2 separate regions of the Homo sapiens genome follow, and region 2 is linked to region 1. A link is an interaction called in ENCODE POLR2A ChIA-PET data of the cell type or tissue named here. Cell type or tissue: MCF 10A. All regions are shown on one strand. Each heading gives the region's core, and the rest is flanking DNA. Links, peaks and the distances in the headings are about the cores only.

The links. Peaks named below come from ENCODE experiments on the same cell type or tissue, not always from the same donor. Only the 100,000 strongest peaks of a DNase experiment are listed, where the experiment ranks them.
Region 2: POLR2A ChIA-PET joins it to region 1 with 5 read pairs; 3 of 35 experiments call an interaction of 5 or more read pairs at or near these places.

The regions. Positions count from the first base shown.
Region 1 is chr20:50,987,555-50,998,452 of GRCh38, reverse strand. No RefSeq gene overlaps it. Among named protein-coding and RNA genes, the nearest start is that of KCNG1, 30 kb to the left of the region's middle. RefSeq lists enhancers at 5,047-5,341, 7,848-8,810. In MCF 10A, for the core only: a CTCF peak has its summit at 5,275 (motif pointing left); DNase peaks (open chromatin) are centred at 5,252, 5,592 and 5,872.
Region 2 is chr20:50,912,472-50,923,369 of GRCh38, reverse strand. All of the region lies in intron 2 of ADNP (activity dependent neuroprotector homeobox), which reads left to right. It also overlaps the pseudogene PSMD10P1. Among named protein-coding and RNA genes, the nearest start is that of ADNP-AS1, 13 kb to the left of the region's middle. In MCF 10A, for the core only: no CTCF peak of the experiment used is centred there; DNase peaks (open chromatin) are centred at 3,579, 6,909 and 9,219.

The DNA of each region.
Region 1 (10,898 bases), core at 1,562-9,561:
ATAAATACCTATTTGTTTTTGGTTTCCTCTCCTCAATTGATGATCAGCTCCATGGTCGGCTTATAGTTGGTGCTCAATAAATATTTGCAGGATAAGTGAATCTGTGAATCCCTTACTTCTGTCCAGAGCACTCCAAAATACTTACATGCATCAGCCATATTTGTTCACATATACGGTGGCATGAATTTTATTAAGATCCATGCCTATTTACAGATGCCACAATTATGGCAGGCAAACAACTCCTCCCCCAACAGATCACCTAATGATTTCTGCTGGGAAACAGCCTCCAACGTGTGAGGTTAGTCCTCCATCAACATTCTTGTATTTTGAATCAAATGTATGAAAAGATACAGCGGGACTTGTGTTTGCAATCACAAAACACAGCCTGAAAGATTTCTTATTTCTTTTCAGAAAGGAGTGTGCCTTTCACCCAAATGACCTGTAAAAGTCCAAGCTCAATTTGTTGAAATAAATGTAAAACCACCAACTGGTCTTGTTTAAAAAAAAAAAAAAAAAGCAAAAATGCCAGGACTATCTCCTGGGTCTGTGTTATTTGGTAGCTGTCGTTATTCTACCACATTTGTAATTGAGACTCAACAAAGTAGTAACAAGTCCATTTAACAGGGGGCCAGAATGGCTGCTAAATGTACGGAGGCTGCTTCTCCATCAAGATGATTAAATGGGAAATGCCTCACCTTAGAAGCTCAGGGGTCTTTTGCAATTGCCATAAAAATTACTCAGCAGTGGCACTCAACCACCCTGTCTGGAGACTGTCATGGGGAAGGGAGGGGAGGCAGTGGAAATAAAGCGAGACCTTTGTTCTGTTGCCCTCTGCTATTGAATCTCATCCCATCCAAGCTGCTGGGCTGTGGTTGGCTTTCAACAGAGACTAAATTGGGAGGTTCAGCTGAAAGCAAATCTCTGATTGATAGTCTTCCAGGAAAGACTTCCAGTAGACCTATCAGCCTCCTCCACAAGCCCAAAGCAACAGCTGGTGTTTGCCCAGAATCTCGGGGCAGGGTCTGGGAGAGCGATGAGTGTGTCTCTGCAGGAGGACCTGCCCATCTCTCCTACGCAATTCTCACATACTCACCTGCAGGAACCAGGGAAAGATCTAGAGGGGAAACAAGTAAAACCCCTTATGTCTGCAGAATTGTTATCTGCACTGGGACTTCTGGATACCCTGGTGCTTGGAGGGCAGACTCTGCTGGCTGCCTGCAAGAAACCTGTTCACCCTTCTTCCCCACAAACAGGCCCTTCGTTTGTCCCAGGTTTCAGTGTGCTCAGTCCCAGCGTTTATGCCAACTGAGGTAATCCCATTCCCTTTACCAGTGAGTCATCAGGGATGAGAAGTGACCCAGTCTCGGCTAATAAGACCTTAGAGGAAGCTGGCCTGAGATCACTAGGTGCTGGGGAAACTTTCCCTCTGTAAACAGCAAGCCTTTGCACCCCTTTCTGCCTTGGGTGCTTTTGAGAGAGGACAAGGGTCGAAGAAGCTGTGGGGACCCTGCCCGGTGCACCCAGCAGCCCCCTTCTGTGTTGTCATAACTCCCAGCAGCCTCTTCTCTGACAGGAACCAAAGCATCCAGAGATGCCTGGGATGTCAAGTCCCCACCTCACCAGGGCAGCTCATGGCAATGACTGATGGCCACAGGGGGGCAAGTCTTCAGACCCCGCCTCAAGGTGGAGCTTAGTCTGCAACTCTGATCACACTTGGTGCTCCCTGGGGATGAGGCTCCAGCGAAGCTCCCGCTGAGACCACATCTTTGCTTCACTTCTTCCCCTGCCCCATCCTGCCTCCCTCCTCCTTTACAGGATTCTCCTAAGAGCACTCCCTCAATTCACAGCATTCACTTGAATCCTCACCTAACATGCACATGAAACCCCACCCCACCCAAATCCCCAGCTAGGGGATTTGCAGAGAGTCTGACCCAAGATGACAAGAGCTGTATCTGGATAGTCACACTTGTGACTGGAGACAGCCAGTGGGAGGAAGGAAACCTAACATGCTAAGGGTGGTGGATCTGAGGATGCAAAGAGCCTACTGGGTCCGTGAAGATAGCATTGAGCTGCTGAACTCACCCAGATACTGCCCACCTCCAGACAATGCTTGTCTCTAGGATTTTAGCTACTGCTAATGAGGGAGACCAACTACCTTAGTTTGCCCAGGACTAAGAGAGTTTCCCAGGATGCTTCATCTCACATTTAATATTTCACGTGAAAATTAGAAAAGGCATACAAAAACCAGGATGAGTTGCTCACCCTACTGCTAGTCAGGCATTCTCCGCTTGTAGCCAGAGGCATAGCCAGATGATGTGAGTATGACCCCCATTTTATAGCCGGAGAAAGGCAGACACAAGAAGCCAAGTGAGCTGAGCACCAAGGATTGCAGTGGCTCCCACCCACAATCCCAGCACTTTGGGAGGTGGAGGCAGGCGGATCGCTTGAGGCCTGGAGTTTGAGACCAGCCTGGGCAACATGGCAAAACCCTGTCTCTACAAAAAATATAAAAAGGAGCCAGGTGTGGTGGTGTGCACCTGTAGTCCCAGCTCTTGGGGAGGCTGAGGCGGGAGGATCACCTGAGCCCAGGGAGGTCGAGGCTGCAGTGAGCCTTATTGCACCACTGCACTCTAGCGTGGGCAAGAGTGAGACACTGTCTCAAAAAAAAAAAAAAAAAAAAAAAGAAGCAAAGTGTTGTTATGCAACTACATAGCCAGTTAGAGGCTGGAATTCGTAATCCAATCTTTTGACCAATCCAGGGCTCTTTGTACAACAACACTCATTTCATGAAGGAGGAGCTATTAGGCCCAGGCACAACACTGACTACCAACTTTAGTGGGTGCTGTATTTGCTCTCCCCAGCATCCATTTCCTGAGTATCTGGTGATGGGCACTGTGACGGAAACTCTAGTGGCCCATCCAACCATCCACTTCCCCCTTTCTCCTTAGTAACAGAGCCCCAGTTTTATCCAGGCACACTGCCACTGGTAATAAAGACTGTACTTTCCAGTCTCCTTTACAACAAGGTGTGTACAGATGAATAAGTCCTGGCCAGGAATTTGTAAGCAAAGTCTCGCAGGGAACTTTGAGAAGCCTCCTTAGAGGAGATGGCCCTTTTTTTTCTTCCTGTTACTGGAACATAGATGTGATTGCTGGATCTCCAATAGCCCTCTTGGACCATTCATTAGGTGACCACAAGGATAAAAGACAAGGACTGAGGGTGGGAGAACAGAAAGATGGGAGCCTGGGTCCTTGAGGACACTTTAGAGCTACCAGTCTTAGACTCCTTCCTCAAAATGGGTGTGGGGATTTTTATAGGCCCAAACAGCAAAGACTCTCTCTCTCTTCCTCTGGGAATACAGAGTCAAGGAATAGAGAGAAAAAAACTAGGTTCTAATGACAACGATAAGTCCCTAGATCCAGCAGTTCCTGAAGACATCCCTTTTCTTGAACTGTTTAGTCATGTTATCTGATAAATTCTCTTTTTACTTAAATTAGTGGGGTTGGGTTTCTGTAATTTTTACTGGCTGATACATACCCAAATCCAAATTAGAAGTCCAGGCAGCGTCCTGTGAACTTCAGCATTTTGCCTTCTGGCCTATCGACACCCTTTACAATAACAGTGTCTTAAACCTGGACTTAGCAGTCTCATCGGCCAAGCACATGGGTCTTTAGGCAGAGACAATCCACAAAATTTTCTTAATTTCGTGGTTTGCTTTCAAGACAGAATAAATTGAGAGATCCAGCAGTCACATCCGTGTTCCAGTAACAGGAAGAACAGAGAAGGGCCCTCTCTCCCACTTGAAGGAGCCACACTGAACAGCCACATACTATTATGTGAGTGGGACAAGCTAGAGCAGCAGAAAGTACGACAAGTGCTGGGACAAACAGAAGGAACGTGGGCTTTGGAGCCAGAGAACTTCAAATTTGATTCCTTGACAAGCCACTGCCTTGCGGTGTGACCCTGGGCAAGTTATTGAACCTCCCTGAACTTCTAGTTCATCCTCTTTAAAAAGGGAACAATAACATCCTCCCTGTTGGAGTGATGTGAAGATTACATGAAACAAAGCAGTACAGAAAGCACCAAGTATCTGGGCCATAGTAAGTGCTCAATAAATAGTAACTATTGTTAATAACGTCACACAAGAACTCAACAGCAACAATGAAAAGGGTCTGTTCAATTAATAGCATACGTAAGATAATGGAATATGCTTTAGCCTTATTTTGTATAACATTTCAAGGGACTTTCACACATTCCTCATTTGCCTGCAAGGCGCGGCTAATTACAAATGCATTCTCACACTTCGCTACAACAGACTTGGCAGCACCACAATTCGGAGATCTTTTCATTAGCAGTTAGGTAATGAATGTGGGGGAACTGCACTGTTGTACAATTACTCGGCATACAGATTGCATCCCTGCTTTCTCCCACCGTGGCTGCCAGAATCCCTGAGCCAGGTGGACGAGTGGCTTCCACTCTGCTGCCAGCCAGCACTGAGTGGTATGATGCACTGGAGCCCGTGCCTGGATCCTGCTTCTACCACACACTAGCTGGGTGGCCTTGAGCTAGTTACTTAACTTCTCTGAGCATTGTTTTTCTCATCTGGAAAATGGAGATGATCACTTTCCTCTGAGGGCTGCGTGAGGATGGAGAGAGAAGTAAATGAGATATGCAGCAAGGTGCCTGGCAAAGAGGATAAATACAGCAATGGTTTTTGTTTTGTTTTGTTTCTTTCCTAAAGCCATTATATTCAGCAGAACTATGTTTCCACATAGCAGAAAATCCAACTGGCTTCTGTACCAAAAAAACACTGGTGAGGGGGGTGGTTGGAGAGAGGTTATCTACAGGTTCACATAGCTGAAAAGCCCAAAGGTCCTGCCAGCTTCAGGGGCAGCTACACTGTGTCATGAGAAGTCAGTTTCTCTCCATCTCACAACTTCTGCCATGTTGGCTCCACCCTTGAGTTCCCTGTGGCGATTCTTGGCAGTTCAAGACTCTCCCCTCATGCTGACAACAGGGCTGCAGCAACCCAGCCTCTCATCTTCTCAAGTTCAAGTTCAATGGGAAAGCACAAGGTATCATTTGGGTAGCTCCTACCTAAGTCCTGGGACTCACTGTGATTGGAGCAGTTTAGACCGTGTGCCCATCCCTGAGCCAATCAGTGAGGCTATGAGAAGGCAGTGCTCTGATTGGCCAGGCCTTGGCCTATTGTCTGAAAGCGGATGAGGGATGAAAACAGTAGAGACCTAGGGGGTGTTCCTCTAGCGCCCTCTACTGAGAAAACTTAACACTGCACTCACTGTAAAGGAATGACGCTTAAAAGGAACTCCGCCCATTACGCAAAGCAGATATTGAAGGGTGACTTTGGAGCTGAGAGGCAATAAATTGATAGCTGACACACACCGTCAAGCCTGGCACTGTTGAGGCATCTGCCTGGTCAGGAGCTGCAGTCAGAGAGAAACTCACAGCTGCAGCCCAGAGCAGGGAGAGAACAGGGAGTAAATTTCCCAGCACCCATCTGCTGCTGGTATCTCCCGTTGCAAACTGAACCAGAAGGCCAAAGGCAGGGCCGAAGCCGGAAGGCAGGGCCCTTGAGTGATGCAATCCCTAAAGTCGGTCTCTCAGGGTAGAGAATGGGTCGGGGGAACAAACAGGTAATATCCAGCTCTGTAGGTACAATCATTATTCCTATTTCACAGAGGCGGCCCAGATAGGATGAGAAACTTGCCAAAGCCACAGCTGACCCAGTTCCACCATGGCTGAGCCGCCCAGTCCTGGAGCCATCCTTCCCAAGCAGCAGTGGGAGGGAGCAGGCCTGGAGGCAGTGCTCCTGCTCTCCAAAAGAACATTCCTAGAAGCTCAAATGCCAACATTGTCCCTTCCGGCAATTTCGACAAACCTGCCTCTACTTGCTCAGGAGAGAATGGGGTGGGGAGAAGTGAAGTGAGTTTTTATTTCAATCTCTTTCCAGCTGGTTGCACAGCAAGAGTTTTCCTCTTCCCTGGGACTGTCTTTCATTTGCACATTGACCAGGTTGCTGCGAGGTGAAAAGAAAGTGAGATAAAAGGAGAAGCAAAAAATGCAAAATGCAAACACATGGTACCCAAGCAGGAGGGACCAAGCAATTGAAAAACAAACTAAATAGCACCTGTGATGGGTGCTGTCTGCATGTGGTGTGTGTGGATTTTTCTTTTAATTTTTTTAAATAACTAGTGTGAGAGAATGTGTGTGGATTTTAAACAAAAATACATTCAGCAGCTGATTTTCACTGCAAGCCTGAGTCCTGGACAGTTCAGTGGAGGGAAAGCTGGCTTGTATTTGCCTTAGGAAATACAGATGTGCTTTTGGGGTGGTCACAACTTCTCTCTCCTAGTTATGGCCGGAAGTAGCTGGTTTGCAATGAGCCTGAGGGTGCTGTCAACTCTTGCTACTCAAATTGTGACCATGGACCAGCGACACCTATGCTACCTGGAAGCTTATTAAAAATGCAGATTCGGCTGAACACAGTGGCTCACGCCTGTAATCTCAGCACTTTGGGAGACCAAGGTAGGAGGATGACTTGAGGCCAGGAGTTCGAGACCAGCCTGGGCAACAGAGTGAAACCCCGTCTCTAAAATAATAATAATTAATTAATTAATTTAGTTTAAAGACAGAAATGTGGCCGGGCATGGTGGCTCACACCTGTAATCCCAGCACTTTGGGAGGCCGAGGGGGGCGGATCACAAGGTCAGGAGATCTAGACCACCCTGGTTAACACGGTGAAACCCCGTCTCTACTAAAAAAAATAAAAATACAAAAAATTAGCCCGGCGTGGCAGCGTGCGCCTGTAGTCCCAGCTACTCCGGAGGCTGAGGCAGGAGGATGCCATGAACCCGAGAGGCGGAGCTTGCAGTGAGCTGAGATCGCGCTGCTGCACTCCAGCCTAGGCGACAGAGTGAGACTCTGTCTCAAAAAAAAAAAAAAAAAACACAGAAATGCAGACTCTTAGTCCCCACCCCAGACCTGAGGGATGAGAGTCTGCATTTCCATAAGAATCCAGGTGATTGGTGCACACAGCGACATTTGAAAAGCTAGTATAAATCCACACTGGTGGGACCAGGAGCTGGCTGAGAGTAAGGTAAGGGAAGCTGAGTTTTTACTAGGATGACCAACCATTCTGGTTTTCCCAGGACATTCTTAGTTTTAGCACTCAACATCCTGTGCAAACCAGGATGATTGGTCATCCCTGCTACTGACCCAACCACCTCTGCCAGCTTCTGGGGCCCTGGTGCCTAAAATTCCCAGTGAGAAGACCCTGGCTCCCCGACTGACTAAGGCCTAACAGTCGGCTGGGTGTGGTGGCTCACACCTGTAATCCCAACACTTTGGGAGGCTGAGGTGGGAGGATTGCTTTGTTAGGAAAGTAAGAGCATAACAGGGCCAGAGTAACACCATTTTAAGTTCCGCTCCATTTGAGACTAGCAAAGCACATTCCTTGCTGGTCACCACCCATAGTCATGGGATGTTTATAGTAGAGGGAACAACTAAAGCTGCCTGCAAGGACATGCCCCTATAACAACAGAGAATCCAAATGTCCCAATACCCATAACAATATATGTTTTCTAAATAATAATAGTTATGCTTTGATGTACCCACCCAAAAATGTCAAGGATAGTTTCCTTTAACTCAATAGAATAATAAATTTTGTCATGCTGTCTGCTCACCCGCATGCAGGCATAGCTTAGTTTAGTCTTTGCATAAACAAGACCTCTATATAAGCAAAGCTTAGGCTGGGCATGGTGGCTCATGCCTGTAATCCTAGCACTCTGGGAGGCTGAGGCAGGACGATCACCTGAGGTCAGGAGTTCGAGACCAACATGGTGAAACCCCGTCTCTACTAAAAATACAAAAATTAGCCAGACGTGGTGGCATGCACCTGTAATCCCAGCACTTTGGGAGGCCTAGGCGGGTGGATCACGAGGTCAGGAGATCGAGACCATCCTGGCTAACACGGTGAAACCCTGTCTCTACTAAAAATACAAAAATTAGCCGGGCGTGGTGGCACACACCTCTAATCTCAGCTACTTGGGAGGCTGAGGCAGGAGAATGGCGTGAACCTCGGAGGTGGAACTTGCAGTGAGCTGAGATCGCGCCACTGCACTCCAGCCTGGGTGATAGAGTGAGACTCCGTCACAAAAAAAAAAAAAAAAAAAAGAGAGAGAGAGAGCAAAAAAGAAAGAAAGAAGAAAGAAAGAAAGAAAGAAAAAGAAAGAAAGAAAGAAAAAGAAAGAAAGAAAGAAGAAAGAAAGGAAGAAAGAAAAAAGGAAGGAAGGAAGGAGAGAGAAAGAAAGAAAGAAAGAAAGAAAGAAAGAAAGAAAGAAAGAAAGAAAGAAAGAAAGAAAGAAAGAAAGAAAAGCAAAGATGATGCATTCCTCTGCTTGCTTTCTGAGGACACCCTACTCTGTAACAGAGTAGCTTTCAGTAAACTCTTCCTCTCACTGCACTCTCCGACTCCCCTTGAATTCCTTCCTGTGCAAGATCCAAGAACTCTTCATTGGGGTCTGGATCAAGACTTCTTTGTCCAGTAACAGCTTGAGCCCAGGAGTTTGAGACCATCCTGGGCAACATAATGAAAACTCCTCTCTACAAATAATAAAAACAATTAGTCGGGCGTGGTGACATCTGTGGTCCCAGCTACTCAAGAGGCTGAAGTAGGAGGATGGCTTGATCTCAGGAGGTCGAGGTTGCAGTGAGCCATGGTCACACCCCTGCACTGCAGGCTGACCCTGTCTCAAAAAAATAAAAATAAAAAACATAAAGTCTAAGAGGTGTAGGGAGGCCTTGAGTTCTCTGTGGCTTGGTCCCAGCTCCCCTCCCCAGCCTCCTCCTTCTCTGCCTCTCCCTTCTCTCTTGGAAGCTCCGGGCACACAGTGGGTTTGCAATCAGCACATGAGCATGCTGAGGCAGGGAGGCCCGATCCGGAGAAGCTGCTGCTGATGGTATCGTGGTTCATGTCTAAACCTTCCAGGGTCTCTTGCTGACAGACTTGTGCACATCCTGAGGTTCCTCTGGAATGCTCTTCCCTGCCTCCTCCTGACTCCCTACTGTGCTGGCAACCCCACTCTGCACAACCGCCACTCTCCTGATGCCCACCTTGTGCCCTGCTCAGTACACACTTGCAAAGACCCACAGCCAATCCAGTGAGTGAATAGCATGCAATCAGAGGACTCATCAAACTCAGCTACCCTAAGACTTTCTTAAGCTCCCCAGTGGTTCTCAGCCCTGCTCAGGCTAGAATTTTCTGAGGGCTTTTAAAATTTATGAATGCCTGGGCCCTGATACCAGAGATTCTGGTCAAGAACCACAGAGCAGAACCCTCTGAATCCGCCAGGCGTTTCTCACCCACCCCACATTGACCCCAAAGGTCTCAGGGAACTGGGGCGGTGCAGGGGGAGGGGGATGGTTCGGAAACTCAAATGTAAAGCCACTGGGCCCACACTGGCAACCCGCATGTGTGAATCGAAGGCTATCAGGAAATAGAGGCTGCCGGGGCTGGAGCCCAAAGGCTGTCAACATGGCAGCCTAAGCAATGTATGTTCAAAGGACAGCAATGCAGGTGGCTAAGAAAGAGCTGCATCACCTTTCGGAGCCTCAGTTTCCTCCTCTGTAAAATGGGCATGCAAATGATAATGCCCACCTCAGCCGGGTGCGGCGGCTCACACCTGTAATCCCAGCACTTTGGGAGGCCGAGGCGGGCGGATCACTTAAGGTTGGGAGTTCGAAACCAGCCTGACCAACGGGGATAAACCCCATCTCTACTAAAAATACAAAATTAGCCAGGCGTGGTGGTGCATGCCTGTAATCCCAGTTACTCAGGAGGTTGAGGCAGGAGAATCACTTGAACCCGGGAGTCAGAAGTTGCGGTGAGCCAAGATCACGCCATTGCACTCCAGCCTGGACAACAAGACCGAAACTCCATCTCAAAAAAAAAAAAAAAAAAAAAAAAAGTGAACCCCTCGCAGCACCAGGCCTGTATTCCCACTGGCTCAGCTGATGGGCACGGGCTGTCCCTTGACTCACTGTCCCAGCAGCTAGGGGCAGTCCCCGTCACTGCCTGCTCTCCAGCCAGTGTGTCTTTTGTAGCTGCTTAGGGCTGTGATCCTTCTTACAGTAGAAAAACCTTCCTCTATTCTTATGGTTCTAACCCAAAGTGAGAAAATGAAAGTCATTGGAGAGAGCATGTGTTTCTTTACCCCACACCTTCTTAATTCATTTACATTCCCTGTGTGACCCCTGGTTTATATGACAGAAGGAAAGAGGAGTTTCCTTGTAAATGCAAAAAAAAAAAAAAAAAAAAAGCCTTAGAGTTCCTTGGGCCACAACACATGCTATATGCATGTTCATTCACTTCCCTGCTTTAGAGCTCATGTATGCCCAGACTGGTTAATGTGCCAGAAACAGGCATTCCTATACTCCTAACTAGACTCGGGAAGCGGCTGGCTCAACCTAGATTGCAATGGCCTGGATGGCTTGGCAGAAGTAGTGTCTGTTCCTTGTCCTTCACCTCCACCTACTGGTCCTTTCAAGAACTACAACCTTGGGTCAAAACCAAGCTCTCCCCTCTGACGCTGCTTGTAAATACCCACGTTTGTACATTTCTACAAAGGAAAAAGGAAATGTTCTTTTGGACCGTCCGTATCGGCAGGAGAAAATCATTCAGGCCGCCTCTAACAGCTGGTCTATGCCATCCTTAGGCACTTGGTGGGATCTCTTCACAATAGTTTTATGGTTTCAACTTCGAATCAGAAGTCAATCCCAGCCGGACACGGTAGCTCATGCCTGTAATCCCAGCCCTTTGGGAGGCCGAGGTGGGCAGACCACATGAGGTCAGGAGTTCGAGACCAGCCTGACCAACATAG
Region 2 (10,898 bases), core at 1,961-9,960, 75 kb after region 1:
TGAGAACATAGTTTAAATATTCTGTTACTCAAGAATAGTGAAAGAAATATATTTCCTATTGTGGGAAATTATTTCTGAGTAGTTTCGGTAGAGCATAAAAATGTATTATTAGGGGATCAAAATAACGTTTTATGTCATTTAGATACAAAGACTTGGCATGCTTCTGAAATAATTTATAAATGGACATATCTGCGTGTCCTCTTGTGGTGTTGTGATACATACTGGTTTTCATCCACCACGGTTCCTGGCTCATAACACCCATAACCCCATTACCGTGTTTTGTTATAATATAGGGTACGTTAGGTCTCAGAAAATAATCTCTGATCTTCTCCTGCTCTCCTTACACGTGTCCCAAGGCAAGATTCTGATCTTTACCCAGCTTTCTGATTGTAGGTCTTGAGATCCTCTCTAGAGAGAGGGTGTTGGCCCTATACCCCGGGGAAGGGAAGTAAGGTTTCCTATATGAAGCTTTTATAAAAACCCAGGAGGGCCAGGCGCGGTGGCTCACGCCTGTAATCCCAGCATTTTGGGAGGCTGGGGGCGAGCAAATCACAAGTTTAGGAGTTTGAGACCAGCCTGGCCATCGTGGTGAAACCCCATCTCTACTAAAAATACAAAAAAAATTAGCTGGGTTTAGTGGTGGGGGCCTATAATCCCAGCTACTCAGGAGGCTGAGGCTGGAGAATTGCTCAAACCCGGGAGGCAGAGGTTACAGTGAGGCGAGATTGCACCACTGCACTCCAGCCTGGGGGACAGAGTGAGATTCTGTCTTTAAAAAAAAAAAAAAAAAACGCAGGAGGACTGGGTTCAGAGAGCTTCCAGATAGTTGAACACACCTGGAGGGTGGCGCCCCCAGAGAGGGTATGGAAGCCCAGTGCCCTTACGCATTTCTTTATCTGTACTTTTTATAATAAACCGGTAAACATAAGTGTTTCCCCAAGTTTTGTGAGATGCTCCAGCAAATTAATAGAACTCAAGGAGGGGGTCTTGGGAACCCCAGCTTGAAGTGTCAGTCAGAAGTTCTGGAGGCCCAGACTTACAGTTGGAGTCTGAAGAAGGAGAGAGCAGTTTTGGGGACTGAGCCCCCATCTTGTGGAATATGACACTGTATCCAGGTAGACAGTGTCAGAACCAAATTAGAGGATACTCAGCTGGTGTCCGCTGCTTGGGAAAAAACCCTACACGTTTGGTCACAGAAGACAACTTCACGACTTCTGTGTGGTGTGAGGGCAGAGGAAAAACAAAGTTTGAGAGTTTTCCCCTAAAGCACCCCTTAAGGGCTACTTGTGAATTATTTCCCTTTTTCACATTGATCTTAAGCCAGATTGTCCACTTACAGCGACAGCAAGTGGCTGTATGCCTGTGGAGTTCTTATGTAGGCAGTGGAGTGCTAGAATCACTCTTTATGCTGTGTCCCTGCCTTGCTGCAATACCTGTTTAGAGTGAAGTAAACTGGGAAGTGCTCCTCACCTCACACTCTCCCTAAATCTAAATTGGTATATTATAAAGTATCCTCAGTCTGTTTTTCTTGTTTAAGTACCGAGGCATCTTCCCCCGCTTTCAAATACAATTTTAGGTGAACTCTTAAATTGATGAAGGGTCGGGGGGCCAGACCTCTGGCTGCCCAGCTTTCACCTTGTCCCTCAGGCATCATCTTCCCTCTGTTTGTATACATATCTTAAACTCTTAGAGGAGTTCAGCCTGAAAACAACTGGTTCTACTGGTGTACTGGAAATTCTGGTGGTCACTGCTAGAATTCTTGCCTGAAATCTGAATACGGAAAGTATCAGGATAAGCAGCAACACAGTAGCAGTTTTCCAGTTGTGGGCACCAGTCTTGTAGTCTGAAAATCTTCCTAAAAGACCAGTGACTCCACATATTTTTTAAAACTTAAGATACGCAAAATCTAGATGACACCTTTATGTTTCTACATAACTGTAAGTCACCTGGGTTTATTTAAGATAGTTGCAGATGTTCAGTTGCCTAAATATTTTAAGTGTCACTGAGCTTGTTAAGAATATGCAAACCTGAGTATGAATGGCTCACACAGATGTAAAATATTGTATAAAAACACTACTGTGCATGATGCATTGTAATGTGTACAGGAACAGATGTTGTTATGGCAACCACATCTGATTCTCAGTCATAATAGTTTGAGCTTTTTGGAGAGGTTATGCCCTGGTGTGAACTCAGAATTTTGAAAGTGATTATTTTAGTATCTCATCTGGTTTAAGGTGATAATGGTAACTGACTTAAGCATTAACTTGCATCATCTCATTTAATCCTTCTGCCATTAAAACAATGAGATAGTGTCCTTCTGCTTATGCCATAAGAAAACAGACCTCTAGAGGTTAAATAACATGTGTAGGATCACAAAGCTTGTAAGTGGCAGAGCAAGGATTTAAATACAGATCTGTCTAACTGTAGGGTGGACCACTGCATCTTTATTTTCTAGCAAAGAAAAGCTTTACTGTGCTATGTCACCCTACCTCTTGTTAAGGAGGTTTGAAGTTATAAGGTACAAATTTTTTACATATGGCTGATAGGTAAGTTTTTGTCCAGGAAAATAGTATTATTAGCACAAATTTTGACTTAGGCTATAAGCTTCACCTGTGAACCTTTTCTTTTCCCCTCGTTTTACTCTTACCCCAGTATCCTATTATCTCATACCTAAGGCAGTGATGGTTTCTCAGACCTCTTAGATTGAGAAGATGTGGCATGGGTGTAAGGTCCCTCAGGTAATTCTGAGGGTTGGGTAGGTCTGGTATCTACTCTTTTACTTAATTGACTTCCTCCAGGCTTTTTTTTTTTTTTTAATGGAGTCCAGGCTGGAGTGCAGTGGCGCGATCTCAACCTCTGCCTCCTGGGCGCAAGAAATTCTCCTGCCTCAGCCTCCCGAGTAGCTGGGATTACAGGCGCTGGCCACCACACCGAGCTCATGTTTGTATTTTTAGTAGAGATGGGTTTCACCATGTTGGTCAGGCTTGTCTCAAACTCCTGACCTCAAGTGATCTGTCTGCCTTGGCCTCCCAAAGTGCTGGGATTGCAGGCATGAGCCACTGCTTTCTTTTTCTTTCTTTCTTTCTTTTTTTTTTTTTTTTTTTTTTGGAGGTGGAATCTCGCTCTGTTGCCCAGGCTGGAGTGCAGTGACTGCAACCTCCGCCTCCCGGATTCAAGCAATTTTTCTGCCTCAGCGTCCTGAGTAGCTGGGATTACAGGCGCACACCACCACGCCCGGCTAATTTTTGTATTTTTAGTAGAGATGGGGTTTCACCATATTCGCCAGGCTGGTCTCGAGCTCCTGACTTCGTGATCTGCCCATCTTGGCCTCCCAAAGTGCTGGGATTTCAGGCATGAGCCACCACACCCGGCCTGGATTAATCCTCTTAAAGTGCCATTAGAATCATGTCCCTTCTGTACTTCGTTACCTGCAGCATCTCCTCGGTGCCTACCAGACATGGCAGCAGACTCCAGCTTCACATTCAAGATCCCCATCCTATCCTCACCCTGCCTTTCCAATCATGTCGTTCCTTGTTACTCAGAAGCTTGACATAGCAACCATTCTGACTCAGTGGAGTTGAGCAAGAAGTTCCTAGAACACCTTGCTTTCCGGCCTCTGGAACTGCGCCAGAAGTCTTTTGCAGTAAATGCAGATTCTTCACCTAAGTTAATGGCCCCAACTCAGCAGCTGTTGCCACCCTCCCTGCTGAGAATGAACTAAACATGAAGCCTCCTAGGATTTAGTTTGTGACACATCTGATACATCGCCTCTTTTACTGCAAATATTTATTGGATGTCATATCTGTAAGCCTTTTCTAGGCAGAGATTCATTCATTCTGTCTGAATTTATTGAGTGCCTGCTTTGTTCTAGTCATTGACATAGATGATAGAGATACAGCAGGGAAAAAAACCAAAGTTCCAGGGTCTCCCTTTGTAACGCAGGCTGGAGTATAGTGGCACCATCATAGCTCACTGCAACTCAAGCCATTCTCCCACCTCAGCCTCCCAAGTAGCTGGGACTATAGGCATGCACCATCACACCTGGCTTTTTACATATATATATATATATATATATATACACTTAAATATATGTATTTTTTCAGGCTGGTCTTGAACTCTTGGGCTCAAGCAATCCTCCCACCTCAGCCTTCCAAAGTGCTGGGAGCTGTGAGCTACACCTGTGAGATGGCACCCTTGTCCTGCTGCATATTTTAAGAGTTCTGTTTAGTCCATCAATTGAGGTCAGGAAAATGAACGTGCTGAAAGATAATATGTAATGATAATAATTTGTAGACATAAATGCCAGCCGTGTCTGTTAACTATTTCAGGTGATATTGTACTAAATCTCTGAAATCACCTGTGATGAACTTTTAAAATAAATAAAACTTTTAAGTCACAGTGTGATTATAATTTTTGTATAATTGGTAGGTAATGTGATGAACCAGGCTGTTTATTTACCATTAGATTGTTGGTTTGCTATAAATGAACTACACCAGCATGAGAGAAAACAAAACTTCCTTAAAGTGCTAAAATTAAATTTTTCATCATTCTGTTACCTTTCAAAAGCTTTCCATTTCATTTTTCCCAGGACCTCTCCTCTTGTTCTTCTACTTTTGTAGCGGAAACTGAAGGTAATTTGAAATTTTAACACATGGGAATTCTCTGAAGATCTTTTCTCTACTGCCACATGCTCAAGTTTGCAAAACAAGGTAGTTGAACGTCTCACTGAAGTAACCCAGCTGTACTAAATCTATTAGTTAAGGCAGAGTGAATCAGGGCCTTCATTGCCAAAAGTAATATAATATCCTGTTCCTGGCCTCTTGGAGTGGAGCAGATTTGCCAATAACGTGAACACTCTACCATTTTTTTTTCTTTAAGTACTTAAAGGTTTTGGGGCCACCTAGGTTCCATTAATGTATTACCACTCATATTAAATGATTATAGTGTCAAAAATGGTCTGGAAATTTGTATAGACCTTCAAAATGCTGTGTTACATCCACGGTTTGTTCTAGAGGTTCTCTCCTTTTCTGGGTAATATTAACAAATGCTTAAGATTCACATTTTGGTAAAGAGATCCATCAGTGATAAATGCCCCTGATTTTGAACCCAGACCACCCTGCTGTTGAAATTATAAGCAGACTTTGTCTCCTTCCCTAATCAATACTGCTGCCTTAAATTTCCCAGTAGCCACTTTAAAAAAAAAGAATGTGTTTATTTTTAATTGTTGTAAAGTATACATAAACTTTACCATTTTAGCCTTTTTTAATCTTGCAGAACTGAAACTCTATACCTGTTAAACAATAACTCCTCTTTTCTTCCTTTACCCAGCCCCTGGCAACCACCATTTTACTTTTCTGTTGCTATGAATTTGTTTATTCTAAGTACCTCATGAGTGGAATCATACAATATTTGGCCTTTTGTGATTGATTTTATTCATTTAGTATAATGTTTTCAAGGTTCATGTTGGAACATGTGTCGGTACTTTATTCTTTTTCATGGTTCAATCATATCCCATTATGTGGATATGACCACATTTCATTTATCATCAGTTGATTTCAGTTGTTCCTATTTTGGGGGTATTATGAATAATACTGCTGAGAATATTGATACACGAGTTTATGTGTGGTCCTGTGTTCCCGCTTCCCAATTGCTTATGTAACTTTTTGGACTTTTACTGTTCTCCCAGTTTGACTGGAGCCTGGAGGTAGTTGAGAACAGACCAGGCTCCTACCAACTCCCTCCTTTGAAAAAAAGGAAGCGTCTAGTTTCCCAAGGGACTTTCAGAAGAACATGCTTAGAGTATTCACAATGGGAAGATAATAAAGGGGAGACATAGGATACATCTGTTTTTTGAAAAGCTGGCCTGTTATTTAAGAATACCAAGGTTGTGGTTTTCATTTTACAAGATATTACCATTATGATTTGCATAGAAAGAGATTCTTCAAATGTGACTATCTAGTGACTCTTGGCCTCCATGGTGATGGTAAGAGTGATTTAAGACAAGTGTCCTTAGAGCTGAATTCTTCTCTGGATGTGATGGAATCATCTGACTGACTTGAGATACGTACAGATTCTTAATTTCTGTGTTGCTGCTTCAGCTGGTTTGGCTGAGCCTTTTAATTTTTGAAGACCATTTCAACCTTGGGTATTGAAGTTCTGGCACTTTCAGATGTACGTAGGGAACATGCTGCTGTTTGTTTTTAGTGAATGCCAAAGATAGAGTTTGGTCTGCATGGGTAGTGACAGGAGTGCTGCATCTCAGGTCTGGAGGGTGGCTTCAAGACCCAGCTCGCTCATGGGCAAGCAGTTGCTTCACCTCAGCTGCTAATTTGTAGGATGAGAAGAGTTTAGATTAGGCAGCTCCTAGGTTCTTTCAGTGATTGAGAGTGCTGCTTTTTCATAACAGATTTCTGTTGATGGTGTGATTTGGAAGATGAATCTCAATCTTTTGACTTTCCTAAGGCCTGCACTGGACACTTGTTTTTTAGTTTTTGGTTTTGTTTTGTTTTTCCCCCTCATTTCAGAAACAGAATGCTTGTGTTCCTGCAGTTGAGGAGACCCTGAAGACTGGTGATTGTTACTTAGATTCCATCCAAACTATCTTTTTCCTCATCAGCTGAACAAGCTAATTCTGAAAAGGCACTGCATATTTTTAAAAATATTTTTTATGTCATATGTATGAAGTGGATGCCACTGACACAAATGTATTTTTCAGGAGCATTAATTGAAAAATAATGTCCAGAATTAGAGTATTGTTGTCTCACTCGACCATCTCCTGAATATGTCACATCCGAATAACAGTTTATCCAGGGAACTAGGGAGACTGACAAGCTGGAGCTTATCCTTTGGAGAGTGGCCTATGAGATCATGGAAGGAATGGTGAGAAGAACTGATCCTGGTTAACTGGGAGAAGAGGGGCGTGTCTTAAAGTTTTGAAAGGCTGTCATGTGACTAGGGAATTTATAGCCTGAGAGCTATGGGCAGGTTACACAGCGTTGTAAAGCATAAACTTGTGAACAGAAGCTGTCCAGTGTGGAATGAGCTGCCTGATGGGATTTTGTGCGCCCTCTTACTTGAGGTGATCAGGCAACAATCTTTCAGAGCATCTTTTTTTTTGTAGAAAGGATTCACACATGTTGATGGAAGGTGACAAAAAATATTACTTTGACTAAACGTTTTTGTAAAGAATGCTATATTTAGATAAATACCATCTTTCGCCTTGCATAAATTTACACTCCTAACTAAAGAAATAGTTATAAAAAATATAAATAATTGATAACAGTTAAAAACTTGAAGAAAATCAGTGTTTATTTTTGGAGGCAGTTTTGTATTTGGTTATCTTTTATTATCAAACTGGGAGAATAGTAAAAGTCCAATGAAGTTAGTAAGAATAGAAGAATACAGAAACTGGTTACATTTCCTGCCTGCTTATCTTTATTAAGAGTGTTATAATATGATTATCCTAGGCAATATAATTGATGTTCATTATTCAGATTTAGCTTTCAGTACATACGTGTGTCATCATTTGCAAAGTAGTTTTCTTTCTTATCTTCCTGGTTCTCTAATTCCCTCACCCCCCTTTTTAGCCTCAGTACTACTGTACATTTTCTAGTAAACTTAAGGAAAGAGGATACTAAACTTTATTTTCTTACCTCTGTCTTGCTGCACAGTTTTATCTGCTAATCCAGAAGAACATTCTGCCCCTGGATAGTCAGAATTACGTGTTTTGTGGATTGGGGAGGGAGGGGAGGAAAAGGAGGAGGCATCAGAGCTGCCTTTCTATGAAGAGTTTCCGGCATCTGGAAGCTCTTTTGCCCAAGCTTATAGGAGAATGGAAATCAGCTACCTCTGTTCAGGGCGGTGTATTTTAGAAAAAGATTGAGTGGGGTGATTGTTTCCAGTCTGGCTGTAGGCTCTCAATCTTAAAGCTGTGTAAGATTAATTTTTTAAAATGCAAATATATAAACCTTTTTGCAACTGGTTTGATTTAAATGTAGGGCTTAATGGCACATGTAAAGCAAATAAAGTATGTTCACTACTTCAGATGCAAATCCTAAAATAGGAAGAATAAGGGCTTATTGGCTATAAGAAGAAATAGGGTTTTACCGTGACCACAGTTTTTGACTCAATGAGTGATATAGACAGGTATTAAATATGTTGCTGAGGTAAAGGCAGGAAGGAAAGAAAATGCACAAATACAAGAATGATGTTTTTTTCTTTCAACATTTTATTTTTTAGTTTCTGAAATACAAATCAGAATACATTTTGTTACATAATCATTTTAACAAGCTTGACATTTTTTCAATGTAAGCTGACTCGATATAGGTACTTTAAAACTTCCTTTTTAAAAAACCATACGTTTTATCTTGGCAAATAGCTCATCAAAAAAAAAATACACGTGTACATGGGAAGTTGTTTTTCATTATTTTCTAGCACAACCCCCAACTTAAAATTTGGTCCACTGAAATACGTAAATATTCCTCCTATCACAAAAATAAAATCTCATGGTTGGGGAAAAAAACAACTGTCTGGCATAGGCCTGAGTGAGCTTGAGAAACAAGTTAGGATGTTTAACTGTATGGAGGAACATCACGGAGTCCACCTAGAACCATCTAGCAGAACGACTAGCCTGTTGCTATTGGAGCTATTCTATTTCAGAGACTGATACAAGGTGCATGCTCGGAGGTTGCTGAAGATTAACAACAGCCACGGAATCACTTACTCAGAATTAGCCGAAATTCAGTATACAAGAATATGTGACAACAGTAGAACAGTCAGCAGTTACTCAGTGCCCAGAAAGCAAGCCGTAAGTTTAGAATAAGAACCTCAGCAGGAACAATAGTCAACATGTTTATAAGACTTTGAAGGTGAGAAAACATTTGTAGATGATGTCCTGTGCCCAAGTATGTTAGTTTCCAGGACACTGGGGACAGCATCACAACATAGAAAGTAAGAAGAAATCCAAGCTGTTTAACCTTCTACCATTCTCTTGAGTACTAAACCCAGGGCACCTTTGGCCACTTGTGGGGTTTCTTTTCTTCTTTATTCTCTATGTAAATATTGCTCCTTGGGACACCAGCAGTTTTGCTTCTTCCACTCTTATCACAGACTAAGTGTGGAGGAGTGTTACCCTCAGTGTCTTGGATGATTGTGGATGCTTTGTAGTACAGAAGGATATGAATCATCTTGAAGTTACCCTTGGCTGTGGCCTGGTGCTTTGCTGTAGCCTCATAATGATCCTTACCATCTGGATTAGCCCCACCTTCTAGTAACATGAGAGCAATCTCATGCCTGTTTTTGGAAGCTGCATGATGTAGGGGAGTAGAGCCATTTTGATTGACAGCATTCACTTGAGCACCTTTTCCCAGAAGGGCTTTTACAGTCTCATTCTGGCCAGCACAAACAGCAGTCTGAAGAGGAGACCAATCTCGCATAGTCTTTATCATTCACTGGCACTCCAAGTTGAAACAAAAATTCAATAATTTATGTATGTATGGCTGAGCATGCCCAATGCAATGCACTTCTGTCCTGGTCAGTTCTCATAGCCAGGGGTTTATTGGCCAGAATCCTCTCCTTCACCTCCTCCAGCTTCCCTCTGTAGGCCAAGTTGCAGACCATAAGTTTAGACACACACCCGTCTGTTTTGCTTTCCCAGGATTGATGTTTTCTTTCTGATTAGTTTTTATCTTAACAGGTACTAAATGTTTCCACAGAGACATAACAAAATCTGTTCTTTAAATAAATAAAATTATCGTCACAGGTAGCAGTTAACTGATGCTTTGATTCTGTTCATGAGAGTCAAATGCTTGTCCCTCTTAGAAAATTGCCAGCATAACTTAACATTTTTTAGTTAGATCATTGGTTTAAGGAAACTTCAAAAATCTTACTCTTAAACCCCAGTGGGGGTTATAAGAGATATATAAAAATTCTTGCATCAGCATCAATTGGAATAATTTAAATATCAAGGATCTGAAATTCTTACATAGTAACTTGGGTTGATGTTATCAAAAAATGAAATTGTTTATATTGTAGTAGCCTGATTGTCTTCCTAATTTTTATTAACTTAGAAAATACAGATACCTTTTTTTTTTTTTTTTTTTTTTTTTTTTTTTTTTTTTTGAGACAGAGTCTCACTCTTGCCCAGGTTGGAGTGCAGTGGCGTGATCTCTGCTCACTGCAATCCCCACCTCCTAGGTTCAAACGATTCTCAGGCCTCAGCCTCCCAAATAGCTGGGATTACAGGTATGTGCCACCATGCCCAGCTAATTTTATTGTATTTTTAGTAGAGATGGGGTTTCGCCATGTTGGCCAGGCTGGTCGTGAATTCCTGGCCTCAAGTGATCACCCTCCTTGGCCTCCCAAACTGCTGGGATTACAGACATGAGCCATGGCGCCCATCCTGACAGCTGCCGTTTTCTTCACTAGTAATAGCGTCATTCCTAGCCCTTGATTCCACACTCTTCTCTTCTCCCAACCCCAGGTAAAAGATAATCCCAGAGAGACTGTGTTTTTCTTTACAACTTTAGGGTAGAAATGTTTTTTTAAAAATCACAGTGTGAACTTTATTTTCTGATCCTTTAGGTTTACTGTGGATTCCCTATCACTTCATACTTTGATCAGACTAATAATAATTGGTGAAGATTTTCAGTAAACTATCAGAATTCTGCTATAGCCATCAAACTTCATGCTTTGGTTTGATTGCCCACTAGGCCCAGATTCTACATTTCAGTAACCTGCCACTTTTGCATAAATTTGCGTCATGGGCTTAGTTTAGATGAGTAACTATTTCGTGGAGGTACTTGGGGGCAGGGAACCTTTTTTTCTTTCAACCTGAGCACCTCTAGTTTTTATCTTTTTTATATTTCACCTAAGATTCCTTTGGAAACGGGTTTCACAGC